Regions from separate parts of the Homo sapiens genome. Here region 1 is linked to region 2. A link is a loop called in an ENCODE intact Hi-C map of the cell type or tissue named here. Cell type or tissue: gastrocnemius medialis. All regions are shown on one strand. Links, peaks and the distances in the headings refer to the core of each region. The heading gives the core; the rest is flanking DNA.

Region 1 (9,357 bases), core at 1,835-6,834, 210 kb before region 2:
GCGGCACCAGCCCCCGCCAGGTGCTCTCCTAAGTGCCCTCAAGGTGGGTGCCTGAGTCCATCTCCTCCCCAGGCTCTTTCTGCTGCAGCCCTAGCACTGGGAGAGGCTGCCATGTGAGCTGCCATGGAGATCCCAGCGACACCTGTACTAGAGCTCTGGCTGCTGGGTCTAGGGGCCCTGGCTGTCTGGCCCTGCTCCTGCTGTTCCTTTTCCTCCTGCTCCTCCTCCTCCTGCTCCTTCTCCTCCTGCTCCTTCTCCTCCTGCTACTCCTCCTTCTCTTTCTCCTCCTCCTGCTCCTCATCCTCCTGCTCCTCATCCTCCTGCTCCTCTTCCTTCTGCTCCTTGTCCTCTTCTTGCTCCTCTTCCTCCTCCTGCTCCTCCTCCTCCTGCTCCTCCTCCTTCTGCTCCTCTTCCTCCTCCTGCTCCTCCTCCTCTTTCTCCTCCTCCTCCTGCTCCTTCTCCTTCTCTTTCTCCTCCTCCTGCTCCTCGTCCTCCTGCTCCTCTTCCTTCTGCTCCTCCTCCTCCAACTCTTCTTCCTCCTCCTGACCCTTGTTCTCCTGCTTCTCCTCCTTCTGCTCCTCTTCCTCCTCCTGCTCCTCCTCCTTCTCTTTCTCTTCCTCCTCCTGCTCCTCCTCCTCTTTCTCCTCCTCCTTTTGCTCCTGCTTATCCTCCTCCTCCTGCTACTCCTCCTGCCCCTCCTGTTCTTCCTCCTCCTCCTCCTTTTGCTCCTCCTGTTCATCCTCCTGCTTCTCCTGCTCCTGCTCCTCCTGCTTCTCCTCCAGCAGCTCCTCCTCCTCCTGTCCTCGCTTTTTCTTCATCTTTGTCTTCTTTTCGTCTTCCCTCTCTTTTTCTTTTGAAATCACTATGGACCACAATAAGTTGTCACAGTAGTGCAGAGGTCCCGAGTACCTATCATCCAGTTTCCCCCAATGATGACTTCTTACATCATGAAGCAAGGACATTGATTGGCTCCAGATCATCAACTGGATTACAGCTCTTACTCTTATTTCACCAGTGTTCACATCCGCTCATTTTTGTATATTTTTGTATCTAATTCCATGATGTTTTATCACATATATAGATTCGTATAATTACCACCACATCAAGTTCCAGAGCTATGCTGTCACTATGGGGGAAAGCACCTTGTATTCCTCCTTGTAGTCACATGCTCCTCCTCTTTTCTATGCACTAGCAACCACTCCCCTGCACTCCATCTCTACAGCAATGCCATTTTGAAAATGCTATATCAGTGGAATCATGCAGTGTGTAATCTTTTGAGATGGGCTTTTCTTCACTTAGCATAATTCCCTTGAGCTCCATCCAAGTTGTTGCATGTATCAACAGTTCGTTCCTTTTTTGTTGCTGGGTAGTATTCCATGGTATGGATGCACCACACTTTGTGTTACCATTCACCAGTTGAAATTTGGGTTGTTTTCAGGTTTTAGATATTTATGTATATAAAGCTGCATGAGTCATATAACTGGCTGAATACATTTAAATGAATATCAGTCATGCAGATCTTTTAGAAATGAGCTCTCTGAATCTTAGTTAATAGAACAATATACATATTTCAAGGAGAGGTCTTTCCTACCTACCTACTTCAGAGGTTTCTTAAAGGGGTGTCTGCAAAACTGACCATCTCCAGTTCACCCCTCTGATATCTTCCTATGATTTCCAGACTTATATTTAGGAAGACCAAGGCTGGTCCTTTTCTGTTAGAAGTCACCTGTCTGAAAAAATTCTAGCTACCAAAATTGGTCATCGGCTAAGTTCATTTTCACCTTGGAGCCATTGTAAATCTTCACCTTGTCCTATTGCCTTCGAACCACTCTCTGACATTATGATCCTCATTGATTTGTTCCCTTGTTTGTTGACTGCCCCATGAGAGCTTCATAAGAGGTAGACTTTGCCTTGTTCTCTGCTATTCCCTAGTTTACAATTGAAGGGCCAGACACGGGACAGGTGTATAATAATGTTTGTGAATAAATGTGTTAGTGAATTCTATCTTCAATACAGAAAAGAGATTTGTAAAAGCTCTCCCCAAAAGACTGGATTTAAGTAAATATAAATAGAGCTTGCCAAATAAATAGAGTGAAGGGAAACCATTCCAGGGCTTGGACTTAGAAAGCCTGAGTCAGAACTTCAGCTCTGCCTCTTACTGTCTTGGTATCTGTAGGAACTGATCTAATTTCTTTGCCAAAGTCATCTCATTTGCAACATCACCTTCTTCACAAGATAACTGTGATGCTCAAGTAAGTCAGTTTGTGTGAATGTACTTTGTAAGACACTAAAGTGCTGTATAAATCTAAGGGATTCTTATTGCCATGGTTATCACCTCCTCCTTCTCTCTCCTGCTTCCCTCCTTCTCCTTCATCATCATTTTCACCATCATCATGACCATCTGCACCCTTGGAAGGATAAAAAGCATCCAGGCAACTGCAAATATGAAATCTTGGCATTCTTATGACATTCCAGCCAGTAGAGGGCAACAGTTCCTACCTGCTAAGTACAATGTCTTTAAACATCAAGTTGAAATATGCATGGCAACTTATGATCATTTATATGTCTTTATTTTTAAAGGAAACACGCTCATCCACCCTAATCATTCTTCCATTCAGCAATTCCTTCCCAGTATTTTTGTTCAGTACATTGCCTTAGCACAAACCTCTTAGAAATGTCTGGCTGCTGTGAAAGAAAGTGATTTTATTTACTTATTATTTCAATGGGATTTGCATTCTTGTCCTCCCTTCCTGGTTGCCTGGGTGAGATGCAGTGCAAAATTTGGCTCAGGAGTGATGATACAAGCATGCTTCTCTTTTCTTGACACTGGCATTAGAAGATAGTGTAATTGCTTGTGTTTGATTAGGTTCTCTGAGAATTCTGTCACTCTTTGAGGTGATTCCTATATTCCCTCCTTGCTAGACTGTCGCTGTGTGTATTTCACCCTAGGACTGGTGGAGAGAGTTGTTAAGCTGACCTCTGGAGTCTATCTGGTACAGTCTGACTTCCCCACAGTGTGTATCAGCAGGCAGGTCATTGGTGTAGGGACAGACAGACTGGGAAGTTGCTGAGGCACTTTACTCCAGAAAGTAAGGGCAGCTGGGTTTTTTTCTTTTCTGTCTCTGGTTCTTGAATCAGGATGGATTTTTGATATACTGCTTAACCCTGCTGCCAGGGGACCCACCAGGGTAAAGCAGCACCCACACCTCAGGATAAGCAGAAAGAAAGAGATACACAAGGTAGCCCAGTTTTTTCCATTTAACAAAAGCCAGCTGGGGAATAATCAAATATTAACATTTGCTTACTCACTTTAAAGAGGATGGTGTTTGTTTCATCACAGGGTAGAGAGGGGTGGCTGTGCCGTCCTGGAATGCTTTTTTTTTTTGAGATGGAGACTCACTCTGTTGCCAGGCTGGAGTGCAGTGGCGTGATCTCGGCTCACTGCAACCTCCATCTCCTGGGTTCAATCAATTCTCCTGCCTCAGCCTCCCGAGTAGCTGGGATTACAGGCATGTGCCGCCACACCTGGCTAATTTTTTTGTCTTTTTAGTAGAGATGAGGTTTCACCATATTGGTCAGGCTGGTCTCGAACTCCTGACCTTGTGATCCGCCCACCTTGGCCTCCCAAAGTGCTGGGATTACAGGCATGAGCCACCGCACTCGGCCAATACTTCTTTTTTTGATGGAACTCTATTAACCTTAGCTTCACACCAGCCCCTTTTATTAAGGAGAACACCATGATATTTAAACAAGAATGTTTACACATTTGAGTATCAGTCATTCACTCACTTATCCCATGTCTATAGAAAGCCTACTATACCCTGGAGTTAGAGATTCAAAATGAGAAAAAACCAGGACCCTTCCTTGGAATAACTCCCAGTCTCTGGGGGATACCAATGTAGGTCATTAATGTTTACAGAGGAGTAGGTGGTGTAACCCAGCCAAGAGCACAGGGCCATGGCAGCTCAGTGGAAACGGTGGTTTGCTCTACCAGCCAGAGGCTTCTAAGGAAACACCATTGGAGCTGTGTCTATGCAGTATGAGGCATGTTTTGGGGTGAATTTTTATCTTGTTTTACTCCCTAAACAATCTTGGATCATATCTATAGGAATGCTGACTGGGAAGGATACAGTAAATTCTGATTATCATTCCCCATCCAAGTCTCACCCAGTTTCACCTGGTGTACGTTGTGATTAGGTTTGGCAGTAGCGAGTTCGTGACCACGTTGTGACGTGCTGGCATATACTTCCTGAGAGTTAAGGATGGGAAGCCAGATCTTTACTTTAGGGCACCTTTGGGAAAATGCCAGCTTGGCCAAGCCGAGAAATAACAAACTTTTTTTTTTTTTTTAAGTAGAGACCATACTCACTTCTCCCCAGGACAGGGCATGCCTCTTAATATTTTGCCATGATGGCTTTGGGGCCACTAAGAAAAAGTGCTGATGTAGGGAGAGGACACTGCAAGCTTCAGATCGAAGGGGCCCTGCCCCAGGGAAAAAACCTCAACTTTTCCACTGAAGCTCTATGTGACTGTAGGTCATTTATCTTGACTTCTCTGGAGCCATAATGTCCTGTATACTGATTTGGTCCTTTTGCAAAGCATCGCCTTCTCAGTGATGATTCCCAGGATATCTCTAAGAAAGTTTTAAAGGCAAAGGCCTTCTTGCACCTTGCATCCTCTGTAACTCTGAGCCTGCTCTGCGGAGTAGTGGGTATTGGGCTGCTACTCCTTGGTGGGGAAAGCAAACAGGCTGACACATCAGCAGAGTGACCAAAGCTGCATACCCTCCAAGATGTGATCCAGCCTGGAGCAGAGCCTGGCCCCAGGGACTGCACAGCCCACACTCCTAGGCTTGGAACATTTCAGACTCATGCTGACTTGGCTCTGGAGCTGGCTGTAGCCAGCTGGGACACTGAACCATTTGCTTGTTCTGTTGACAGCCCAGAAGAACTGGAGCCCTTTGCCTGTGGGTGAAGTCTAAATTTAGCCCCAAAGAAGTTGCCTTCCCATTTTGCTGGAGAAAAGCTCTTTTCACGGGAATGGGCCTCTGCTTTGATTAAGTGGGAGGACCCACATCTGGGAATACATAAACTTTATTGTCCTTGGATGACAAAACGGTTTCCTTGCCTACTGGTTTTCCGCCTTTTTAGCCTGGGGTGTGATCATCTGTGCTTATGACTGTGTTGGCCGGGGCAAGTCATTTGGCTGTGGCCAGGGCTCCCGATCCTGAGCCTAAGCTGGAGTCAACACCTGGGGATGTTGTCTTGTCCCCACTTCACCTCCTGAGGCCCAGCTCTGTAAGTGCAGATGTGACAGAGAGCAGGAGTCTGGGTCTCTGTGAATGATCCTGGGAGAACATGAGGCCCAGGTTTGTACCCCTTTGGACCAGATCCTGGTATGGCAGGAGGCCTGAAACATCCCAGGGCTTTTCTGTAAGGCTTCAGGGTCCAAGGTCCCAGTGCACACCCTGAGCCCATGCTAGAGTGAACACAAGAGTTCCATCTTGAAAAGACACCAGCCCTAAGGGGTTCATTGGGAAAGGCTTCTAGAACCCCTCCTGGCCCAGAATAGGCCCCTTCAGTGATTCCTCGCCCTAGAACCCCCCTGCCATTTTCATCTTGTTTGAATACTTTGGGGAGTTGTTGAGTGAATATTCTCTTAAAAGTCAGTTCTCCTAGGGCACGTTCAGATCCCTTTGGATCAATGTTTCCTTTGTTGTTCAATGATGCAGGATCTGGTTACCTTGTCCATGTAAGAACTTCTGAAATGTAAGGCAAAGAGCACTGGACCTGGATTCAGAACAACTGGGTTGCTGGGTGGTCTGGCTTTATTGCTTATTAGTGGTATGACATTGGGCAAGGTACCTTCTCCAAGCATCTGTTTCCTTGTCTGGAAAATGGCAGTAATAAGACCATATTCACAGCTTTGCTGTCAGCAACAAGTGAGAAGATGTTACACATTTTCAAATGCTCTTTGTAAAAGTAGATTGCATTCTCTACTAAGTAATCTTGGCTGGTAGCAAATGTTTGCTTGGATTTAACTAGTTCCTTCCACCGCATGGAAATCTCTTTTCTCTCAAAGAGTACCCTAAAGGACACTGGGCGCTTATTAGATCAAGGGAACTCCTGCTTTGTTTGGACCTTCTGTTTCCACTTTTGTTTTCTCTCTTGAATCTCACTTTGTTTTCCGAAGAATGATGGTGAGGCGGATCAAGATGTCATAACCTTTTGGATTGGTTCAGCAGATGTTTTGCTCAATATCCATAAGCAGATTCTATCTGGCCTATCTTTATAGTTCAGTTTCTTGATCTGTAGAATGGATACCACACCCATAAGCAGGTCTTGAGAAATGATGTAGTGGGAACTCAGAAAGGCAAACTGTAATCATTTCAATGCTGTGGTCATTATACAAGTCTAGCATATTTTCTGATCAGAACCTAGCATTTGGCCATGTTTCCATGCTCTTCTGCACAACACTCAACAGTAAATATGCAGTATCAAGTTTTCCCATTTAATAAGAATTCATGGGATAGAAAGCAATTAGGCTAGGTCTAAAAGAAATTAGGCTCTGGCCAAGGAAGAATTGGAGGGATACCCTCTTGCTGTAATTTTCCAGGATGCCCTGGACATCCCCAGAAGTCATTAGTATGGAAAGATCTCAGGAACATTTTATAAGCTAGTAAAACATGCTTGAGGGGTGATAGATTCTTTAGAATTTATCTGCATGGCTGACGTCACCCTCTCAGCACAGGGAGCCAAACTGTCTCGATGTCTGTGGCCCGTTTCTGAAATTATTTCCCAGTAGTTAATCCCAAGTGACCCTTAAGCCCACTTCCCTGTCAGAAAGTGTTGGTTTGCAATGAGAAGTGGCCCTTTCTGGGCCAATGAGGCTCCTCCTTCCAGCTGAAATAGAAGGGAAATTGATGGCTTCTCTGGCTGAGGACTTCTCCCCTGCAGACCCATGTCTGGACTGCCCAAGCTTCCTAGTTTAAGTCTCTTTGTCTCAGCTAGTTGTAGTGACTGCCACCCTCACTAGCTGTACCCCTGCACAGGGGGCTGGCATGATTTTTGGCTCCCTGCTTACAGGACTGGAATGTGGTTTCCTTCAGCAGTAGACAGGGAAGCAGCTTGATGTCTCTAGAAGCTTGTTTAGTCTCCAGCTTTGTGGTAGTTGACGATGTCACATCATCTTTTCTAAGTTTTAGTTACTGCAAAATGGTGTTTATTTTTATTTGGGGATTTGGAGGGAAAAGAGAGGGCAAGGAAGAGGGAAACCAATGAATATTTACTGAGCACTTACTATACACCAGGCACTGTGCTTAAACATTTTAATGTACATGATCACTTAGTTCTTAAAACAACTCTCTAAGCTAGGACATTACAAATCTCATGTTATGGATCTGGAAACTAAGGTTTGGAGAGAGAAAAATAAAATGAAGAGTTATGCCATGCAATAGACTGAATGTGTATGTCCCTACAAAATGCATATGTTGAAACCCTAACCCCAAAACTGATAGTATTAGGAGGTGCAGTCTTTGGGAGGTGATTAGGTCATGAGGAAGAAGCCTTCATGATTGGGCTTTATAAAGGGAACGATCTTACCCCTTCTACGGTGGGAGGACAAAGCAGACAGGTGCCTTCTATGAATCAGAAAAGAGGCCCTTATCAGACATGGAACTGGCCAGTGCTTTGGCCTTGAACTTCCCAGCTTCCAGAACTATGAGAAATAAGTTTCTGTTGTTTATAAGCCACCCAGCTTATGGTATGTTGTTACAGCAGCCTGAATGAGCTAAGGCATATGGCTTTGCTTGGATAGGGGGTTGGCTTCTCAATAGAGGTGGTGTCATGTTGTGCTGGGAAGATCGGGACAATGATTCCAATGGCACAGTACCAGGGACCCACTGAGATCCTACTTGACAGGTCCAGTCCTATCAAGAGGCCAACGTGAGGCAACCTAAAAGCATGATGGGGTTTTCTAGGCAAACCACTCTCCCACTTAACCCCGTTGCCCCAAACATTGCCATTCCTCGCCTCTGTGACAGGGTGACTCTTCAGAGACCAGCGGCTGTCAGAAGCCGCTATAGATCCCCGGTGCTGGGAGCCAGCAGTGTTCCCAGATCTTTATGTTGTCCAGACCAGCCTCAGCAACCAGGCCCCGCTCTCCAGCTGCCCAAGCCCTGGGGGTGACTCATCTGGCTCCTGACACTGTGCATCAGCATGCCCTTCTGCCTGCTGCTGCCCCAGTGTGACCACAGCTGCCTCAGGGGATGGCGGAGGCTGGCTCCTGACCCAGGCTGCTGGCAGGGAGTGTCCTGGAGGCTGCGCGCTCAGCCGGCACGTCCCCCTCATTCCGCCAGCCCTGCCCACCTTCCTCGCCTGCAGCTCAATCCCCATGACTAAGGGTGTGGAAGAGGATTCCTTTTTCCACAAGCCCATGACTGAGCTGGGACAGGAGGGATCTGCAGTCCCCCTTCACTCAGAGACAGCAAAGATTTTTATCCCCCAGAGACAAGAATCCCCTGGCTGTGAAGTGGTAAGCCTGGGGAGCGGCTGCCGCCACCTGTCCTCAGGGAAGGTCTGCCACTCTCCGACCTGCTGTTGACCTGAACTCCAGGGACAGCCACTCCCCTGCCATTTGCTCCTGCAGAGAGTGGGACGGATGACGTCATGGCATTTTTGGAGTGCTGAAGTGAAGTTTTGACAAATTCCAAGGGACATCAAAGTGCTGAACAACAGCCAATACATCATAGCCTGTCACCAGGGCCCCCACCCCTGATTATCACATTAAATCAGCCGGTGGGCACATTTCAGCTGAAACTCAACAGACGCCTACTGGAACTCACAGTTTCTCCTTCCAGAGTTCAACAAATATGGCAATGGTTACATTTTAAAATCTGTGTTTTCTATTCTACATTCAGTCTCTCTCACACACACACACACACACACACACACACACACACACACACACACCATGTTACTAACTAAAAAACAGAAGCATGCTGCTAGAGAATACCTGATAACTGGGATTATGACATGCAGTAGAATAGAATGCTGATTTGGATTCTAATCCTAGCTCTGCCACTTAATAGCTCGATATCTTTAGCAAGTTAGTTAACACCTCTGAGCCTCAATTTTCTGAGGGTAAAATAAGCATAATAACGTTTCTATTTCCAAAATTGTGAGCATTGGTTGGGAGAGCAGTTCAACCTTAGTTCTTGCCTGGTAACTGTGGACAATGTTTTCTAGTCATAAAGTTTTGTATTTATTTCTTGATGTGTTTATTGTATGTTCCTTTTTGAACATAAGAAAGATAAGACATTATTTTCTCCTCCAGGTTTGCCGAGAAGTGCTTGTGGGT
Region 2 (9,357 bases), core at 1,452-6,451:
GGGGGGCCCCAGTGGGCTTCATAAAGTCTTTTTAAATGTTCGGGCTTCAAGGGCAGCTTTGTTCAGAGTTTGCACTGTGAGCTGGGCCGGAGGAGGCGTGTTTGCCAGGGCCTGGGTCTCTGGGGTAAAGACTCGTTGAGCCTAGACAGGAGGGAAAAAGAATAACACTCCCAGATGGAGTGCAATGAATTGCATGATGTTCTTGCAAGACATTTTAACATTAAGTCTACAAAATTATGGCCGTGGGATGCTGCAAGCCTCCCAAGAGAGTACACTCTTCTGCTCAAATCAAAGAAGAAATGAGAGGACTTGGCAGGTTCGGGTCCAGGTTTTGGTCAGCCTTGCAAATGACCAGGCACTCAGAGACTGGGACTTGTTTTGAGTTTTTAAGTCAGAGATTTAATCTGTCTTTCCTAAAAGGCATTATTTTTACTTCTGTGTTCAGAATGAAACCATAAAGCACCAAGGTTTATAAAGGTCTGAAAATGGGGTGCTCAACAAAGGCAAACATTTAAATTCTTAGCTGCAAGGGAAAGGTGGCTCACTTAGCCTCTAAATGAAGCTATATAGCATAGTGATGAAATCATAGGCTTTGATATCAGAGTCCTGGGTTTGAATCTCTGCCCTGGCTAGCTATGTAAACCTGGGTGAGCCGTTTAACCTCTCCGTGCCTCAGTTTACTTACCTATAAGATGTGATGGGAAGTAAATCAGTGCCTTCTTCAGGCTTGTTTGCAAGGGTTAAATGACAAAATACACAAAACATTTTCAGCATGGTGGGGCATATAATAGATTTCCTATAAATGTCAGGTGTTATTATTCTTAATAGTTCAGCAACCTGCCTGGAAAACACTATGTTACTTCATTGTTTGGTTAGAGATGGATCAGCTTTGTTTGTGGCCCTGACTATGGAAGGGATTTGCAAAAGCAGTGGAGGTTGGGGTTGCAGAAAGGTCTGGAAATGCCACTTTACGTTAAGGGCTTGAGGTATATTGTGCAAAGGGCCACAGTTGACACCTCCCATCTCTTGGACTAAACTCAGTTGGGAAAGAGGTCTTGGGTGAAACCACTTCTTTCAGCTGGGGAGTTTGGGTCCTTTTCCCTTTCAGCTTCATGTTCTTCATCTTAGAAATGGTTTTCTTCATGTTGTCTTTCTATTTTTTTTCAAGTTCTGTTGAGTTGAGAGACATGACCCAGAGCCTTGGACTTGTACACTTAGGGTTTGTGGCTGACCAAACTGCCTTTTATTTTTTTCTTCCAGATATTTCTGTGTAAGAGTTATGGGGAAGTCAATTTTACTATCAGTAATGAAGAATGAGCAAGCAAAAGCTTAATTAAAATAATAAATCATCAATCAAATTTAATACTGCCATTGGCAACCACTGGGCTATCTCAGGGCCCCCCTACCCATGCTCCATTATTATTTTCCAAGAGACTGAGAACAGACTTTGTCCAAAGGAGACAGGCTGGAGCAGGTATAAGCTTGCATTCTCTCCTGTCTGTGAGTTCATGCTCGTTTGCTCAGGATTTCCCCTGACCGAATGTTCTAGAGAGGTCATCACTTCATTTTACAATTTCCAATGATCAGAACTGCTGATAAGCAATGAAATCTCACTGGGTTCAGTGGCTCACAGCTATAATCCCAGCACTTTGGGAGGCCGAGGTGGAGGATCACTTGAACCCAGGAGTTTGAGACCAGCCTGGGAAACATAGTGAGGCCTTGTGTCTACAAAAAAATAAAAATAAAAATAAATTAGCAAGGCATGGTGGTACATGCCTGTAGTCCCAGCTACTTCTGGAGGCTGAGATGGGAGATTGTTTGAGTTTGGGAGCTTGAGGCTGCAGTGAGCCATGGTTGTGCCTCTGCATTCCAGCCTGGGTGATGGAGCAAGACCCTGTCTCAAAGAAAAGCAATGAAATCTGGCCCCTTTGGGTCTTTGGTTGCTGCCAACACACTTCTTTTTTCAGCTTTTGTTTCCGTCTCTTCATTCTAGAACCTTGGCTTAAAGTCTGGTCTGCTTACCCAAGTCCTGGGTAATCCCTTACATGGTACCTCTCATAGGTTACCTTGTACTAGGGCAGAAACGTGGCAGGAGACCTCGCCTGTTTGGCCCAGGTGGCCTGTCCAGAAAATCTGCAGACTAGCTTAACTACATACTAGTCTGTTCCTAAAGTCTCAACAGCCTATTGGAGCTAACCTAATTTGAATATGATACTTCTGTACATTTTAGTGCTGTGCTTTACAAACTAACCTTCCCAGCTGATCCCGTAAGCCAGGCTGGGAACTGGGTTCTGTTCCCAGGTCCACTGCTAGCTGCCTCTTTGAGGGATCTGAGACAGCCTCATTGTGTGCCATTTCTCCATCTGCAAATCTTAAGAAACCTGTGAGGATTAATGAAATAATGTCTACAGAGATCTTTAGAAGAAAGCTGCTATGTAAACCTGAAGTATTATTCTTCTGTTTATGAGAAGTGGTATAATATTGCCTGGGAGAAATTGTGACCTGGGTTCAAAAGTGCTAAAAAGTTCTCTTGGGCTCTTTGGGATCTGGAATTGGGTTACAATGGGGATACTTCAAGGAGAAGTTGACTCTTTGACTTCATACATAGAGAGACTAGAAATTCCGATGAGAATATACACGCTGATGTGGGATCAGCTTCCCCTGCTTCCTCCTCCTTGGGGCACTTGAAACAAGACATCCATATTCCTAACAACAAATTCCTATTTGAGCCATCTTGAGACTCTCCACATGGACCACTATTGTGTAAGTTCTCAGATAATAAAAATTTGAGTAAGCATCAAAATGTCCTATTTGTGCTCAGCAATGGTGATGGCTTTTGAATCAAGGTGAAGATCTCTTTCGTGCTTCTCACTGTGCCAGAAGTTACACCACAGTGTTTGTGTGATCTGCTGTTGTCTGTTGTCTTATTTTCCCCAAGAGCTTGTAGGTTTCTGGAGACTAGGAACCTTGCTGTATGATTTCTGTCTCCCTCCCGCAGCACTGAGTATAGTGATACGTGTGCCAAGGCTTTGTTTTTCAGCTTTAGAGCCTCCACTGCTAAGCAACTTTCCCTCTCAGAGTCGCCAGGCTGGGGCATCTATCCCAGGAAATTGGCTATTTGGGATGAATGTGGGTCTACCTCCAGGGGTATTTGTATTTTGGTGGGGAATTCTTGAAGGCAGCAAAATCTGTAAGCTCCTCCCCAACAAAGACTACCGGGATGGAATAACAGGGCACCCCGCCACTTTATTCCCAGCAGTCACACTACCTGGCCTGTGTGCTTCATTGACATATTGAGTATTGTTCACTCGGGCAGAAAAAAATACCACAACCTCACAGCCTTCTTAGTTTCCTGAAAAAAGATCTGTCACTTTGAATTTGCTAGTTTGCCAAATGACAGCTGTTTGCCTCCCAGGCAGGCTTTGCTGTCATCAGAGACAGGGATGGAGGGAAAATAATGCCATCATCTAGGGGAAGGGTCTTGTGTTGATCTTCAACATGGCTAACCAAATGGACGATCAGCAGGCAGACACGAGGTATTTTCATTTTCACTCTTATTTCAAGAGATTTGTGATGGTGTTTCATAGTCTAAAAATAAAGGATCCGCCCGCAGACATTTCTCCCTCCACTACCCTCATCATATTAGCTGCTGCGTTTTCCTCTCCAGATTTTGATTCTATTATTTTTTATTATAAATGAAAGGTCAAGGAATACTTTTCGTATTCCATAATAGGATTGGTTCTGGAAGAATCTTTGAAAAAAAAAATACGTTCAAGACATTGGGGCTGGGAATAGAACGGAAGCATCTCAAAAGCATGTTTTTCTGGTTAAGGAAAGCACACGAGAACGTTTCACAGCGGTGCTCTGCTATCTTCTCTGTACCCCTCCGCCCTACGCTCATGGGAGAGCTCATTTCTCTCCCCATCAGACACTGGGAAATACTCCCAAGGCTCTGGCAGTCTCAAGGCTGCAATTCCTGAGACCGGGGACTCTGTGCTGCCATCTCGTGGCAGATCTCAGACACAGCAAGCTGGCTGCCGGAATCCTGTTTGAACTTGGCTTGCGGCGGGAGCTGTGGTTTGGCTCAAATCCTTATAGAGCTTTGTTGCCAGTCATGTTGATTTTTAAAAAATGTTTTACTCCCTATGCCCCCCTTTTAGTTTTTCATGTTGGCACTTCATTTAATGTGCCTCCAGAGGCTACATTTTGGGTTTTGATGTGTTTGGTCAATGTTAAAGAATCGGTTAACTATCTTCCTGAAAGAAGGCAGTAATGCAGACAGACGCCTTTGACAGCAGGTAGACCACTGGCTGGCAACCGTAGAAAGAGGGACACACGGGAGACTAAGAATGAAAGATGCAGTAAGGTTTATTGCTCTTATTCATTGGTTAGGTTTTTTTTTTTTTTTTTTTTAGAGTATTCTGACCTTTTCCTTGAGTGTATTTTTGCTACCATTTCTCTTGTTTAGATCTGGAGAGACTCAAACTCAAGCTGGGATTTGGGGAAAAGTGTTTGAGGATGCCAGTCTGGCTTTCAGAGGCATGATAGGCACATCTCTGTTGATATCCAAATTGGAACAACTTTCCTTGTTACCAGAAAACAGCTGGTGTCTGCAGACCTTCCCATGGTTGGCCATGACACAGGCCCCTGGAGTTGCTCTGCTTTCGTTAGAGAGTTCCTGTCTGGAGCCACCAGGAAGACACCAATCTCCCCTGGGGCCTGAGGGCAGGATCATTATTTTGTTCTCTTCTGCATCCTGAATGCCTGGGAAGGCATTTAAATGACAGGCCTCTATTTGTATTCCAGATCTGTGTCTTGGGTGACCCTGGGCAAGTTTCCTAACATTGATCCCTCCTCTGTAAGATGGCGATCATTGGGAATTTTTGGTGAAAAAAATGCACATAAGATTCTTAGCACAGAGCCTGAACACACAGAGAATGAGTTCAGTAAGTGTGAGCCAGTATTAGAAAATGTTTCTTGAATGAAGATGTGAACGGAATGAGCCCTGAACTTGAGTCACAGTGGTGACACATAGTGCATGTGGGGATGAGGCAGCCCAGGGGGTGAGGGAGTCCTGAAGGCATGGCTTTGCGTGTGCCACTTCTCTCCAGAGCCACTGGCTCAAGAACAAGTGTTTTTGTCTCTTGGCAAAATTGGGAAAGTGAATGGAGTGGTCTTAATTAACCTGTGTTTGAATTTACTCTGTAGCTGCTGGACTCAATTAAGGAAATGGAGGAATCAGGCTCTCACCAGCAATTCCCTGAGCTTTTAAAGTTTTTTCTTGGAAGGCCTGGGATTCCAAAGACTACTCCACATTCACACCAATCAGACACCAGGGCAATGATCAGATATGGCAGTTCTGTACCAATGTGACCGTTGATAGAATATTTAAAAACTCCCAGTGTAATCAGGGGGAAAAAACCCACTAAACCTACAGCTAAGGTTTAGGTTTGTTCTATGTGTGTGTACAAAAAAAAAAAAAAAAAAATCCAGATGTGAATCTACAAACCATCTGGTTGGAATAACTTTTGTGCTGGACTGTAATTACAAACTATTTATTATGAATCTTGGGATCCTGTTATGGATTTTGACTGGCTCCCAGGTTTCTAAGTCAGCAGAGTTCCTATATTTAAGCGAATGTGTGCCTTCCTATTTATCAGATCCCAGATTGTGCCATCACTTTGACTGCCCTGAGAGCTTTGAACTCTCTGTATCTGAAGATTCTTCCCTTCAGAGAGGAGATGCGCTTGGGAGTGGCCCTTGGCTAAGGCCGCAGCCAGGTTGCAGCCAGGTTTGCTGAATGCATAAAGCCATACAGTCCTGGTAACAGAAGCTCTGTTAATGAAGTTCTTTCACAATTCTCTTGGGGTGGGAGAGTCGGTATAAAATTTAGCTTGCAAGAACTACGCTTTTCAAAATGAAGTCACTGTCAACAATACCAAGCAGCATACATACCTGGTGGCTATCTGTGATGACTTTGGTGGGAGTTGGGAGAGATTATTAATTTGTAAAAAATATGTCTCTTTATTTTGAATGGTGACCATAACAATGTATGACCTTTGTAGTTTAAGAAAAAATTATAAAAATAAATCTAAGGGCTGTGCCTTATAGTTAGCCTTGATGCCACCATTATCATGGAGAAAAGGGGGTGAGGGAAGGAGTTCTGGGGAGCGTGGAGCCAGTATGCTTGGCTTCAGATTGTAGGTCTGCTGTTCACAAAGGGACTGTGGACAGCTCCTTATCCCAGCTCAGCCCCAGTGGCCACAGAAATACTCTCCCCTGATGGCAGTGGTTCTCAACCCTAGCTGAACATTGGAATTACCTGGGAGCTTGAACAAATACCCATGCCTGGTCCTTAGATTAACCAGATCTGAGCTTCAGGGGGTGGGAGACCATGGCAGTCTTTGTTAAGAACTCCACAGGGGGTTGTAATGTGCAGCTAAGGATGAGGGCCCCTGTCTCACAGGATTTTAAGAGTAAATGAGGTCAGCCCCTTGAGGGCACTTACCATATAACAGATCCCAAAAAAGAAAGAGAGAAAGAGACAGAGAGAGAGAGAGAGAGAAGGAGAAAGAGAGAGAGAGAGAGACTGGATGACTCAGGTCACCCTCCCATCATAAGGACAACCAGTAAATGAAAAAACAAAACAGCAGCAGCAGCCCCTGCAGGTGTGGGGTGCAGGTGGCTGTGGATCGATGCCCTTTCTCTGGGTGTCAGACAAGTCCTAGGACAGTTTCAGGAGAATATTCACCACATTCATTCCAGTGTTCCTTAACAGAAGTGAGTGTCATTTTCTATATGTGCCATTCAGTGGACAAGTTTGAGCAACACCGGTCGTGGCTTATTGTTTCTGTGCCTCAGTTGGCCTTGCAAAAGCCACGAGGGCAGGGAAATAACAGGGCTGATACGGAAACAGCTGTGGGCAAGGCAAGGCCCAACCCTCCCCGTAGAACTCACTCTCAGCTCACACACAAGCTCGCAGGCACATATGCACATGCACACCCACACACACACACACCTGCAGGCTCGCATGTGTCTCCTTGGTTCTGAGCAAGAAATGGTGAGATCTTCTTAGTCTCATGACATGGAGGCATACTGGGTACACTTGAGAATTTTCTCAAATTTGTTATCAGGGCTGAGTTTGGTTTTCTTCTTTATTAATACATATGCCAAGAGAGTTCTAGGTTCATTTCAAGGTGAGCAGAGCCGGCCAGTTGCTCCTCTCCAACCTGCCCCGAGATGAGGCACTGGTAGTGCTTGCTGTTATCCAGGGAAGGGCATAGGTGTGCACACATTTATATCTTCATCTCGAGTTCCATCTCTCCCACTGGAAAGCTGGGTAATCTTGGAAAAGTCAGCTACCTTCTCTGAGCAGCAGTTTTCTTGTTTGCAAAATGGGGATAACGATACTGACCACACAGAATTTTAGTGAGAATGAAAGCCACATCAGCTAGCATGTGGTCGCCGCTTGATAAATCTCACATTTTGTTGAATTTTTTGAGACAGTATTTTTGGTTCAGGTGCATACAATCCATATACAAACAGGCATATTCATCATGTTTGTATCTTCTTTAAGACATTTTAACAGCTAACCTTTCAGGAAAAAACCAAAGATGCAAATGTTCACCACATGTTCATTAGCATAAGTGCTAATATAACACAGCTGTCCCACAGCTAGAAAACACTGACGTCCATGTCTCTGCTTGGCATGTAGAATATTATTTTTTCTTTTACCAAGCCGATCCAATATTCAACTTTGTCATTATTTGAGTTGGAACTTTAGATTGCTGCATTTTAATGCACTCTACTATTAAGGATTGTTGGACGGCCATGTGAAAATATTTTTGTTCTCACGATGCAGTCCTGGCCCAGGTAGCCCAACAGGCAAAATATGGTTTACACAAATATTATCGTTTCTGTAGTGTGTACTAAAAAGAAACCTTAGAATCTGAAGGAGCGGGAGAGAACTTCTCCCTTGGCAATCGGTTATCTAGGTGAAGCTGGCTTTGTAAAGAAGGGACTTTTCATCTCCTCTCATCTGACTCTGATCTCCAAAGTCCTGTGTTCCTGGATGGGTATTTCTGTTTCAGAGATGGCAAAATCCTATTTGCTCTCACAGCGTCTTCTTGCCAAGTGAAGGCCAGATAAGAGTGGGGCTCGGGAAACCTCTGTGGTGTGTTAGGATTTGGGGAATTCTGTTTGATGTCTATTTCAAATCTCTCGTGTCTCTTTTTGTCTAGAACAAGGAAGTGACATGTAAGAGAGAGAAGTGCCCCGTGCTGTCCCGAGACTGTGCCCTGGCCATCAAGCAGAGGGGAGCCTGTTGTGAACAGTGCAAAGGTGATTGATGTCTTGGCCGTCTTCTCTTCTGGCTGCTGCTTCAGGCATTTTTATTTCTCTTTCTCTCACCTTCCTTTTCACTCAGCTTTTGGCTGGGGTGCACATGGGTGGGGAGGAGAAGTAGGGTGTGTGTGTGTGTGTGTGTGTGTATGTGTGTGTTTGTGTGTATGTGTGTATCTGGGGCTGGAAGGAAGGGGGCTCTCCTGGAGGAGGGATGAAAGTATGTGAGCATCTTCATATTTGGTTTGTTTTCTAAGGCAGGTTGTTAAAATGTCGTAGAGAAGAGTCAACCACCATGCCTCTGCATATTTGTACACACACACATGAGCATATTTTGTCAACAAGTTTCAACACTCAGTTTTTCCAGGCTCCACACTCACCCTGCCCACCTCTGCCAGAGAAGTCTTTAAGCCTGTATTTTATCATTTTCGTCCTCATTAAAATTTTCCTTTCCTTCCAAATTAGATCTAAGTCCCTCCGCCTGTCTTTGAAGCATCTCTAACATCTCCTTACTCCAGCCTCATTTTCCATCACCCTCCAGCCACATGCTCCTTCTGGAATGTGCTGTTCCTAGTCTCACCTCTCTCTTGGCCTTAGTGTGGGTCTTTTTTCCCAACCTGTCCAGGTGCTGCCTGTGCTCAAGGTGCTCAGCCCTCATCTGCCACATTCCCCTTTAGATTTCTATGGCCTCTAGAAGCCCACATGGATACCGCAGTGGTGTGATTTTCCCCCTCTGTGGTTTCATGTAGATCGTCAACTCCCTGGGGATTTCACACCGTGTATGTGTCAATAGCGCTTCACAGTGTGGGGCCATGCAGGAGGCAACATTAGCCCAGTGTTCAGGGTGTGGGCTCTGGAGTCACCCTGCCGAGTCAGAATCCAAGTTTACTGGGTGGCAGAGTGTTCCCCAAATTTCACATCTACTTGGAAGCTCAGAATGTGACCTTGTTTGGAACTAGGCCCTTTGCAGATATAGTTAATTAAGATGAAGTCATGCTGAATTTGGGTGGCCCCAAA

The links. A loop is a pair of places that touch in the nucleus more often than their neighbours do. Peaks named below come from ENCODE experiments on the same cell type or tissue, not always from the same donor. Only the 100,000 strongest peaks of a DNase experiment are listed, where the experiment ranks them.
Region 1: a loop joins it to region 2, with 23 times the contacts of the local background. A loop is called at or near these places in 4 of 110 quality-filtered maps.

The regions. Positions count from the first base shown.
Region 1 is chr7:33,714,310-33,723,666 of GRCh38, forward strand. No RefSeq gene overlaps it. Among named protein-coding and RNA genes, the nearest start is that of FLJ20712, 7.0 kb to the right of the region's middle. In gastrocnemius medialis, for the core only: a CTCF peak has its summit at 2,465 (motif pointing right); DNase peaks (open chromatin) are centred at 4,866 and 5,278; H3K27ac peaks cover 943 bases.
Region 2 is chr7:33,929,049-33,938,405 of GRCh38, forward strand. It overlaps BMPER (BMP binding endothelial regulator), which reads left to right. Exons shown (of 15, transcript NM_001365308.1): 3 at 8,241-8,340. Among named protein-coding and RNA genes, the nearest start is that of BMPER, 28 kb to the left of the region's middle. RefSeq lists a silencer at 3,860-4,126. In gastrocnemius medialis, for the core only: a CTCF peak has its summit at 4,009 (motif pointing left); DNase peaks (open chromatin) are centred at 3,250, 3,983 and 5,043; H3K4me3 peaks cover 688 bases; H3K27ac peaks cover 836 bases.